Linked DNA regions of Homo sapiens: region 2 is linked to region 1. A link is an interaction called in ENCODE POLR2A ChIA-PET data of the cell type or tissue named here. Cell type or tissue: MCF 10A. All regions are shown on one strand. Links, peaks and the distances in the headings refer to the core of each region. The heading gives the core; the rest is flanking DNA. Region 1 overlaps SLC22A23 (solute carrier family 22 member 23). Region 2 overlaps LOC643327 (a long non-coding RNA gene).

Evidence for each region. Peaks named below come from ENCODE experiments on the same cell type or tissue, not always from the same donor. Only the 100,000 strongest peaks of a DNase experiment are listed, where the experiment ranks them.
Region 2: POLR2A ChIA-PET joins it to region 1 with 6 read pairs; 5 of 35 experiments call an interaction of 5 or more read pairs at or near these places.

What each region holds. Positions count from the first base shown.
Region 1 is chr6:3,388,799-3,394,174 of GRCh38, forward strand. All of the region lies in intron 3 of SLC22A23 (solute carrier family 22 member 23), which reads right to left. Among named protein-coding and RNA genes, the nearest start is that of SLC22A23, 66 kb to the right of the region's middle. In MCF 10A, for the core only: no CTCF peak of the experiment used is centred there; DNase peaks (open chromatin) are centred at 1,233 and 2,113.
Region 2 is chr6:3,468,678-3,474,053 of GRCh38, forward strand. It overlaps LOC643327 (a long non-coding RNA gene), which reads left to right. Exons shown (of 2, transcript NR_147844.1): 2 at 209-333. Among named protein-coding and RNA genes, the nearest start is that of SLC22A23, 14 kb to the left of the region's middle. RefSeq lists a cis regulatory region at 4,367-4,847 and an enhancer at 4,458-4,752. In MCF 10A, for the core only: no CTCF peak of the experiment used is centred there; a DNase peak (open chromatin) is centred at 4,594.

The DNA.
Region 1 (5,376 bases), core at 174-5,173:
TGAAGTAGATCAGTCACAATAGGACAAATACCATCTGATGCTACTTATAAGGTACCTAGCGTTGTCAAATTCAAAGAGACAGACAGCAGAATGGGGGTTCCCAGGGGCTGTGGGGAGGGGGAATGGGGAGTTCGTATTTTTTGCAGACCAGAGTTTCAGTTCTGCAAATGAAAAAGTTCTGTGGTGGCTGCGGGCGTGGTGGCTCACTCCTGTAATCCCAGCACTTTGGGAGGCTGCGGCGGGCAGATCACTCGAGGTCAGGAGCTCGAGACCAGCCTGGCCAACATGGTGAAGCCCCATCTCTACGAAAAATATAAAAATTAGCTGGGTGTGGTGGAGCATGCCTGAGATCCCAGCTACTCAGGAGTCTGAGGCAGGAGAATCACTGCAACCCGGGAGGTGGAGGTTGCAGTGAGCCAAGACTGCACCACTGCACTCTAGCCTGGGCAACAAGAGCAAAACTCTGTCTCAAAAAAAAAAAAAAAAAAAAAAAAAAAGCAACAACAACAAAGTGCTGGGGCTGAATGGCATGACAGAAGCACGATGCGAATACGCTTAACATTATTGAAATGTACACTTAAAAATGGTTAAGATAGTAAATGTTATGGGATATGTTTTCTATCACAATTGAAATTGAAGTCTATGCAGACAATTAGAGTAGGAGACTGTGACCAGAGAAACAAGCTGGTGAGCGCTGAGGAGGCAGTCAGGGAAGGCCTCTCTCAGCAGGGAGGTGGGGCGAGGAACAGAGACAATGTCTCCACAGAGTGCTTGGCATCCTTTCTGTCTACTGCTCTCTTACTGCCCGGCCTCACCACCATTTCAGGCTCACTACAGTCACCCCTCCTCCCACTCCATGAAGCCCTAAACTCCTCAGGGTGGTGGAATCACTCATGGAGATGGCCTAGAGCCTGTGCAGGAGAAAGTACAGGGATGAAGTTATCCTTCCTGACTTACCGAAGGATCAGAATCACCCCTGCAAAGCAGGCATAAGGGGAAAGGGAGCTGGTACGTGCATTTCAGGCTGCTGCCAGCTGCTTGGAATCCACTGCACAGCACCACACCCGTTAGTGGAGAACGGCCTTGCTGGAACCGGTTTCAAAGATTCGCTCTCATTGTTGCCTTTTGGCTAACTTCGCAAAGCTGATGTACCCATCCTCCAAAAATAAGACTCAGCCAGTCAAAGGATGGGCTAAAATACAAAAGTGACATCATCACTTTGCATTTCAAAAAAAGGCCTGGTTTGGGATGAAATGAACAGAGTTCTCCTGGCACGGCATCACTGGGCCAGTTGCCACCATCCGTCCGTGGGCTCATCCGGAACAGCAACCAGCGGTGAGCCACAGTCAGGAAAAGGAATGAGGCTCTCTCCATAACCTCCAGGCCTATGTTAAACTTCACATCCAATGACACCGAGGAGGAAAGGTACCGAAGAAAGAAAGCAGAACTGCCTGGAAATTGAAACACTCAGCCATCTCAGGTAATTGGCCTCAATCACAGAATACTACTCAATTAGATTTTAAAAGATGCCCCTCTGTCAGAATGCAGAGAGATCTAAGTAGATCCTGCATCCCTCTTCTCTGCCCCACTCTCCCTCTCTCCTCCCTCCCCAAAGTCCAATTAAGTCCAAGTGCCAACCTAACATGAGAAGGCTAAGAATTCTGTTCACATCTACCATGACCTTAGTCCACAGGATCTCTCATGAGAAGAAAGCCACACAGTTGGAGTGAACTCTAGTGCTCCCCGGGGCCTAGAGTTCTGAGGTACACTTCGGGTTCACTTGCAGGTTTAAATGTTACCTAAGAATAACCTAATGCAGAGATGTACACACTGGGGCCACTATGGTTCTATTTCACTATGGATCAGTTCAATGCACCAAAAGCTGGCTGCCACTCAGCATCTCTGAGCCTGGTATGTATCAGTGGACCCCAAGTGGGGCTATGGAGTGTACTAAACATCATCACTGAACATTTATATTCTAAACATCAGTCTCAGGCCCTACAGGCTTCAATAATATGCTGCCTATCTGCCAAACCACTGGCTTCCAATGCGGAAGCTGGAGTTCTGCCCAGAAGCCGCACCCAGAGATCTGAGGGAACCATGACACTTACTGTTGATGTTGGCGCCTCTTTTTCCGTGAATTTGGTCAACTGCCTGAATGGAATGAAGAGAATCATACCCTGACTCATTAGAGTGATGAAAAATTTCTCAAACTTACCAAAAATGCCCCTGACAAGAAGATACAAGATCAGCCCTGTCCCTTCTCTCACGGAGCTACAATGAAAATAACAGCAATGACTCGGGGGAATCAACCAGTAATGGTAAGGAAAAGGAAGAGAGTGACTCTAGGTTATCATTCATTATTCACCATTCCCCTTTTGGGCTCATGGAAATGTGATTTGCACACAAATGTCCTCACCAGCTCATGGAGACTTTATTCTTGCTGATATCAATTCATTAATCAATACCTGTAGGATGTGGGTTGAGCAACAGGTTTTGAATCCCACCAACTGTTCGGGCATCCACGCCAAATCCATCTGGGTCATGAGGCTTTGTGAGAAATCTCAGCAAATTCCCTCTACTATTCAAAAACACTTGTGATATATCTCTAATATGTGGGAATTGGACTAAAAAGTCTAGCCCTTCCAGCTTTAACAATTTAGAATCACATATGTATATCTATTCTGCAATACTGCGGCACAGATCTTCATCGTGTTCCATGAATTCATTCATTCATCATGTTCCATGAATTCATTCATTCATCAAACTAGTATTTAGATACCCATTCTGTGCCAGGTGCAAATCCAAGCACTGGAAATGGAGTGGAGAGCAAGAACAATAAGGACCCTGCTTTCAAGGTGTTTCCTCTAGAGTGGATGAGTGGTATGCGGAGATACAAATACACAAATAAATGAAGGTATTTTAAGGTAGGGCAGATGCTTTAAAAAAGGCTGGGTGAGTCTGAAGAAATTGTTTGGGTACTGATTAGACTAGCTAGCCTGAGAAAGTTCCACAGGCATCAACTGAAAAGCGATCATAGTGACAAGACCGGACCAGGCCTGCAGAGGTCTGGAGGGGAGCATTTCAGGCAGAGGGAAAGGTGAGTACAAAGGAACTAAGGAGCAAGCAGGAGCTGAAAGATCCATCTGGCTGGACACAGTGCAAGATCAAAGGGCCAAACCATGCAAGATAGCATGGACTGCAGTAGCATTTGGAATGCACGATGGAAGCTGTTAGAGCGTGTGGCAAAGACCACCAGTCATCCTCCAAGACCATGCTCCCCTTCTTCCTACAGGCTCATAGCTGTACAAAACAAGACCAAGTTCTCCAGCCACCCTTGCAATTGGGTGTGGATAGGTTGCTGAGATCTGGCCAATGGGATGTGAAAAGTGGTACCCATGACTTCTGAGCAGTGACCTGAAGGGGAAGGAGTGTTCCTTCTTCCTCTTTTCCACTGCTCTGCTGGCTGGATTAGGACAGCAGAAGGGGCCTGGGCTCCCAGTGTCATGGGACTGCCACAGCAGCCCAGGACTGACTATATTGATGATAGAAATAAACTCCACTTTGTTTAAATCCCTGTTGTTCTGGTTTTAAGTGCTTTCAGAAATGAAGCTATTGCTAACTATATAGACAGATCGATGCAGGAGAGTAGAAGCTCTGATTCAGGCTGTATGAATATCACCCTAGTTGTAAGTGAAGAATGAGCTGTAGAGGTCTGAACAGGAAGCAAGAAGATCAGTTAGAAAGCCATTGTGCTTAGTTTTCCAGGCATGAAATGAAAAGGCTTTGCCTCAGGGGGTGGCAGTGGAGACAGAGAAATTGAGGGACTCAGAATGTAATTTGGAGGAAGAACTGAGAGGATTTGCTGATCAAGGGAGAGAGAGAGAAGAAAGGGTGACTCTTACCCATTTTTGGCTTGAGCAACTGCATGGATAATGGTTCTAGGGAGGGATGGCTCTGAGGATGTGGGAGGAAGGAGGGTTCTGTTTTGGCCACACAATCTGAAATGCCTACTGGACATCCAAGTGGAACATCCACAAGGCAGTAGGGTATACGATTTTGGAACTCAGCAGGGAGGTCAGAGTTGGTGATATACACCTGGGAGTCTCTGGCCTATGGAGAGGTGAATTAGTGCCATGTTTCTAGCAGAGCAGACACACAGAGAGTGTAGATGGAGAAATGTCAGGAGCCCCAGATCCAACCTTTGGAGGGAGGGCAAAGGAAGGGAAAAGCCAAGTGGGTGAGGTATCATGAAAGCAAAGAAGAGGGTGTGGTCAAGCTGGGTCAGACACTGCTGAGAAGTTCAGATAAGCAAAAGAGAAAATGACCAAGCCTGTGGCAGCCTGGAGGCTGTGGGTTATCTTATCAAGGGAATTCCACCTGAGCAGCGGGGGTGACGAAAGCCTCAGTGGACTGAGGCAAGGACGGAAAGCAAGGCCCCAGAGACAATGCTTGGGGCTCATGTTTGGAGAAGTTTTGCTGTGAAAGGGAGAAATGATGCTACTGTCTCTAATTCTACTTGCTGCCTGAACTGGGCCCATCCAATATAATAGCCACGAGCCATACGTGGTTACTTATGTGAATTAAAATGGTTTTAAATGACAAATTCAGTCCCTTAGTTACTCCTGCACATCTCAAGCACTCAATAGCACACGTGCCTAGTGCTGGACTATTGGGCAGTGCAGGTAGAGAACATTTGCCTTGATGCTGCAGGTTCTCTTAGGCAGCTCTGACCTAAACCCTCCTCTAAGTTCCTCTTTGAAACTGTTGATTATGCTTGGTTTGCCTCATAGGATGATGTGAGCGGGAAAATGGCAGCAGAAATACATGTTTCCCACTTGATTTTCCTTTTATAACTTAGACATGTGACAACCATTGCTCCACGCCTTTGTCCAAATTCTTTGGGTTCATGTTTACAAACTGTTTATAATAACTTTCAACGTTTGAAGAGGGCAGCGGTCTGCATAGCTTCTCAGCGGGTAATTATTCTCAGGTTTTCAATCGTTCCTTCATTCGGAGTTACCTCTTCATCCCTCTGAAAAGAGGATAGGAACGAGGCAACGGCCTCTCAGGCCCTGGAGATGGTGTGGCTTCTCCCTGTGCCCTTCCCTCCTCTCCCTGCACTCCACACAGGCATCACAAATGGAAAAGCCAACTGTGCAAACATTCGCTTCTACCGTCACAAGGTGAAAAGGAAAAATGCCAAAAAGGAGAGCTTGGAAACACAGCAGAAGAGCAATGACCCCCTGCAGAGAACATGAAATAAGATCCGGCAGTGACCCCACTAAAGACACGGAAAATAAGGTCCAACCCAGAACTGGTCAGAGAACACCACTGTGCTTTAGAGTAACAATTACAAAGGAAAAGAGGGATCGG
Region 2 (5,376 bases), core at 257-5,256, 80 kb after region 1:
GGGCAGCCCCTATTTTCATCCACCCAGCAGCTCTAATGGTAGGTCCTGGCTCCACCTTCTCCCGCTTGCCCTGTCTTGCTGCAGACACGTTGCTTTGCATCTTGGACAGAACCAGAAACGTGACACATTCCTAATAACCTTAATAATCCTCACAGCTAGCATTTCTTGAGCACGCGATCACCTTTCCACATATCTCATCTCACTTAAGGTACCCTACGCGAAGGAAGGATCATTGCACCATTACGGAGACGAGGATACAAACTGTCAGGCCTCTGAGCCCAAGCTAAGCCATCACATCTCCTGTGACCTGCACATATACATCCAGATGACCTGAAGCAAATGAAGAACCACAAAAAATAACATTCCACCATTGTGATCTGTTCCTACCCACCCTAACTGATCAATTGACCTTATGACAATACCCCCTCCCCGCCCTTGCAATAATATACTTTGTCATACTCCCCCGCCCTTAAGAAGGTACTTTGTAATATTCTCCCCGCCCTTGAGAATGTACTTTGTGAGATCCACCCCCTGCCTATAAAAAATTGCTCCTAACTCCACCGCCTATCCCAAACCTATAAGAACTAATGATAATCCCAGCACCCTTTGCTGACTCCTTTCTTGGACACAGCCTGCTTGCACCCAGGTGAAATAAACAGCCTTGTTGCTCACACAAAGCCTGTTTGGTGGACTCTCTTCATACAGATGCGCGTGACACAAACCTTAAAAGATGTTAAGTAACTTGCCCAAGGTCATGCAGTATCAGAACCAGGATTCAAAACAGAAACTCAGACCTGTCTCATGCCAATGCTTGGGACTCTCATCCACTACGGTTAGCCATCTCCCCCAGATGGAAAGAGTGGGAAACTTCTGCCAGATCTTTCTGATTCCATGGGGTAGATGTCTAGATCTGACAGGGCTCATCTCCAGTCGGATGCATGTCCACTGCCCCTTCCTCTCCCTGTCCTCTCAGCAAGAGTTGGGCCCAGTGGGCTTCTCTGACTCATACCTTTGCTTCTGGAACTGGCTTCCTCTCTGCCCCAATACCAGTGACCTTGGGAAATCCCAAATCACTTCCCTCCAGGAAAATGTCCACTTCCAGCTCCTCAGGCCAGTACTGTCAACCACTGCGCGCTCCCGGGAGCCATCCCTAAGCCCTTGAGCCCTCTGGAAATCATTTACAAAGTCAGGAGGATCATTTTAGCATTAGCCTTTATTCCCTGAACAAAACAGGCCCCTAGACAGTGAGGGCTTCTTATAAAGTTGCCTGACTCTCCTTTGCTTTGGGTTCCGGGATAGACTCAAAACCTCTTGAGTATAAAATTCTGTAACTTCCACTCTGTCTTCATTATGTGAGATGTTCAGAAAACCCCACTATTGGAAACAGAACTCACTAGACACTCAGGTAAACTACTTTGGCCTTTCATTCGACAGCCACCGTTATTTGAGGCCCCTTAGGGATTCACCATCGGTGCCTGGAGCGAGTTTGAAAGTCATCAAAGGAGCCAGGTGTGGCTCTGGAGGTCCTCGGGAATCTCTCTCCAGAAGGAATCCAATCAAGGAAAATCTAAACTGTTTCCTGTGACTGTGTATCATGGTTTTGCCCTTTTCCTCCACCTAGTTCATTTTAAGAGGATCTTAATGCTGCCTATCAGATAAGAATGTTATGTATAAAATTAGATATTTTAATACAAGCAAGCCTGGACTTGTACAGACAAATTTCTCACCTCTTCCACAGAGGACAATAGACTTCTGAAAAAGGTGCTGTATTGTCTAAACCCCTCTGGCCCCCTCTTCCTGATATTGCATTTGGAGTCTGCCGCACGTTCTTTTGAATAGTCTCAATTGTGAGAAATTTTTTATGCTCTCGACTTTAAGAAAACTGAGTAAAAGTCAATTGAAACCAAGTTTAGCGATTAAACTGAGAAATACCATTTGGGGTTTAAAATAACCCGTGACTATAAAATAAGAAGGAAGGATTTCTTTTGTTGTTCTTCGAGTGGCTCTGATGGTAATTATTTTCTTCTGAGACACATGAAAGCTTCCAGGAAGGAACCCTCATCCGGGTGGGTGCAGTGTGGAGGTGGGGTGAGATTAGGCCTCTGACTGCGAGAGAGCCCGCTTTCTTCTCTATCGCTACTTTCAAACGCCACTCCTTTTGATGTTGGCTAAGAATTTATCCTTCACATTTCCATTTAACGAGAGTGACAATGTGTCTAAACCCCAAGAGGAATTGGCTAAGAATTTAAATCATTCCTTGCCCATATGTCCTCTCCGTAAAGGTACGTTTTATATTTGTAGCTAGTCTCATAGGCCTAGCTTTCGAAGACGGGTAAGGTAAAAGAACCAGAAAACAAAGTCGAAATGGTGTCCCCTTCCTGTAGGCTCGCTTTTCTTTCTTTCTTTTTCTTTTTCTTTTTTTTTTGAGGCAGAGTCTCACTCTGTCGCCCAGGCTGGAGTGCAGTGGCATGGTCTCGGCTCACGGCAACCTCTGCCTCCCAGGTTCAAGCGATTCTCCTGCCTCAGCCTCCCGAGTAGCTGGGATTACAGACGCGTACCACCATGCCCGGCTAATTTTTGTATTTTTAGTAGAGACCGGGTTTCTCCATGTTGGCCAGGCTGGTCTCTAACTCCTGACCTCAGGTGATCCGCCTACCTCTGCTTCCCAAAGTGCTGGGATTACAGGCATGAGCCACCACGCCCAGCCCTCTTTTCTCCACTTTTGATTCCTTCCCTTCTTCCTTCAAAGGAGCACGCAAGGGCCAGGTCCCAGTTCCTGTCCTCAGCTCATTAGATCACAGGTTGTGAAGAGCTGGCACAGATTCAGCACACTTGGAGCCAAACACAGCTGTATCAATAGTTTGATAGGGATCTTCAGTTGCCCAGATTAATATGCTTATCAGCTGCTCAGGGAAAATCATTCAGGTGGCCCCTCTCCTTCCTCCGATGACCGAACCCCACCCCATGGTTTCTGGACTCCATCCCAAAGTCTCTAATTTTCCCCTCAAAATTGATTCTTCACTTGCTTAGGTAGTGTCTACACTGGAATTCAGCCTCACTGTTTGAAGTTGTCTGTTACTAGGAGAGTCTGTTTACATTAAGCCCAAGTGTGAACTCTCACTAATTAACGCCATTATGTAGCTTTGCAAATAACCACTTGTACTTATGGCCAGGAGAGGAACATTCTTTTTACTGGTTCCAACAACTGCCTTAAGGTCCAGTGGTGGTTAGTCACAGTAGAAGAGGGAAGGCAGCCGCTGGCTAAGGGCTGAGCTTGCTTATGTGTTGGCTAGTGCACCACAACTAGTTCTCTTCCAAGACAACGAGGAATTAATCATGGCTGCCTTTCTCAGGACTGTGAGGTTTTTGAGTGATAGCAAATAATGAAGCTAAATGGAGCCTCTAGCCATCTACTGAACCCCCCCATTTCTAGGAGAGGAAACAGGCCTAGGAAAGTGGAATCCTTTGACCTAAATTTAAGAGTTTATTAGAGGCGGCCGGGCCCGGTGGCTCACACCTGTAATCCCAGCATTTTGGGAGGCCAAGGTGGGTGGATCCCTGAGGTTGGGAGTTTGAGACCAGCCTAATCAACATGGAGAAACCCCATCTCTACTAAAAATACAAAATTAGCTGGGCATGGTGGCACATGCCTGTAATCCCAGCTACGTGAGAGGCTGAGGCAGGAGAATCACTTGAACCCAGGAGGCGGAGGTTGTGGTGAGCTGAGGTTGTGCCATTGCACTCTGGCCTGGGCAATAAGAGTGAAACTCCATCTCAAAAAAAAAAAAAAGAAAAGAAAAAGAGTTTATTCGAGGGTGATACGGTCCTAGAGCTCAATTCTTCTGGTTCCCAGCCAGTACATTCTCCATGCTGCCTCCCTGCAAACCGAATCTGTGTAGAACACCTTCGTTTCACCAGTAATGAAATGGCTGACAATAGGGTATTTTCCTGTCTTGCACAGATGATGGGTTACACGGTCATTTCCCAGCTTCATCTCTCTGGAAACAGATGGCTTAAATCTATTAAAATGGGTTTTCTCTGAGTTCTTCCATGAAACATTAAGCTCTGGGAAGGTCCAACTGTGTTTCCTTCACATTTAGCACCTAGTAAATGGTGCGAATGAAGGGTTAGCATTCAATAAATGGTGAATGAAAGAAGCAAGGAGAAACTAGCTATCCCATCAAGGACCAAATTGGCTGCCCTGTTAGTTAACCAATTAATGTAGTTAACCAGCCACTGGTGGAAGCAAGTTCCACTATGGGAAGCTCATCTTGCACTTCTATTATCTGGATGAGGTTGCTTTATTTTAAAAACATCAGTGCAATATTTAAAATTCAAAATAAAAGTATTACTCATCCAAAGTTTCTCTTTATCTCCAGATCCTTAATGATATGAGTCCTCAAAAGAGAGTCAGTAATTTTAAAAAGAATAGTCTCTCTTAGGAATTCTGCCCTGCTTGGAATTTCTACGCCTTTTTCAAAATTTCTAATTCTTTTTCTATCAATCTCTGACCTCAGCACTCAGAGTCTAGGAAGAGCTTACTCATGTCCCCCAGGGATCATTTCACAAACATCTGAGAGCTCCTCACCAACCAGACAATGCACAACACTGGCTCCCATGACTCAGCATGAATTCAGACACACACACACACACACACACACACACACACACACACGTGGGTGGTTTCTGCGGGTGCTCTGCAGGAGCTGTGTTTGGAGCGGTTTGGGATGGGCTGTGGGGCTGAGTGAAGGAAGGCGGCCCAGCTTCCAGCTCACTCTTTCCTTTCTGGTAACATAATTAAAATGCTACACTAACAAAAGTGAAAGAGCTTTGCAAAGTTAAAAATGGTGCAAATTCATTATTTGTTAAATGACACTAATAATGAATTAGTATCGTTATTATTATTATTATTATTATTATTATTATTATTATTATTATTGAGACAGAGTCTTGCTCTGTCACCCAGGCTGGAGTGCAGTGGTGCTATCTCGGCTCACTGCAACCTCCGCCTCCTGGGTTCAGGTGATTCTCCTGCCTCAGCCTCCCGAGTAGCTGGGACTACAGGCACGTGCCACCACACCCGGCTAATTTTTTGTATTTTTAGCAGAGACAGGGTTTCACTGTGTTAGCCAGGATGGTCTCGATCTCCTGATCGCGTGATCCGCCTGCCTCTGCCTCCCAAGTGCTGGGATTACAGGCATGAGCCACCACACCTGGCCGTCATTATTATTTGGCATGAAAGTGACTTCCAGTTCCAGTGACTGAATGTGGAGGGGGAGGGGAAAGGATGGCTGCTCCAGAAGGGATTGGGTGGTGGACTTATTTATTTTTTCTCTTTTTGGCAAATAAACTTGACCTGGTGATGGAGGCTTCTTT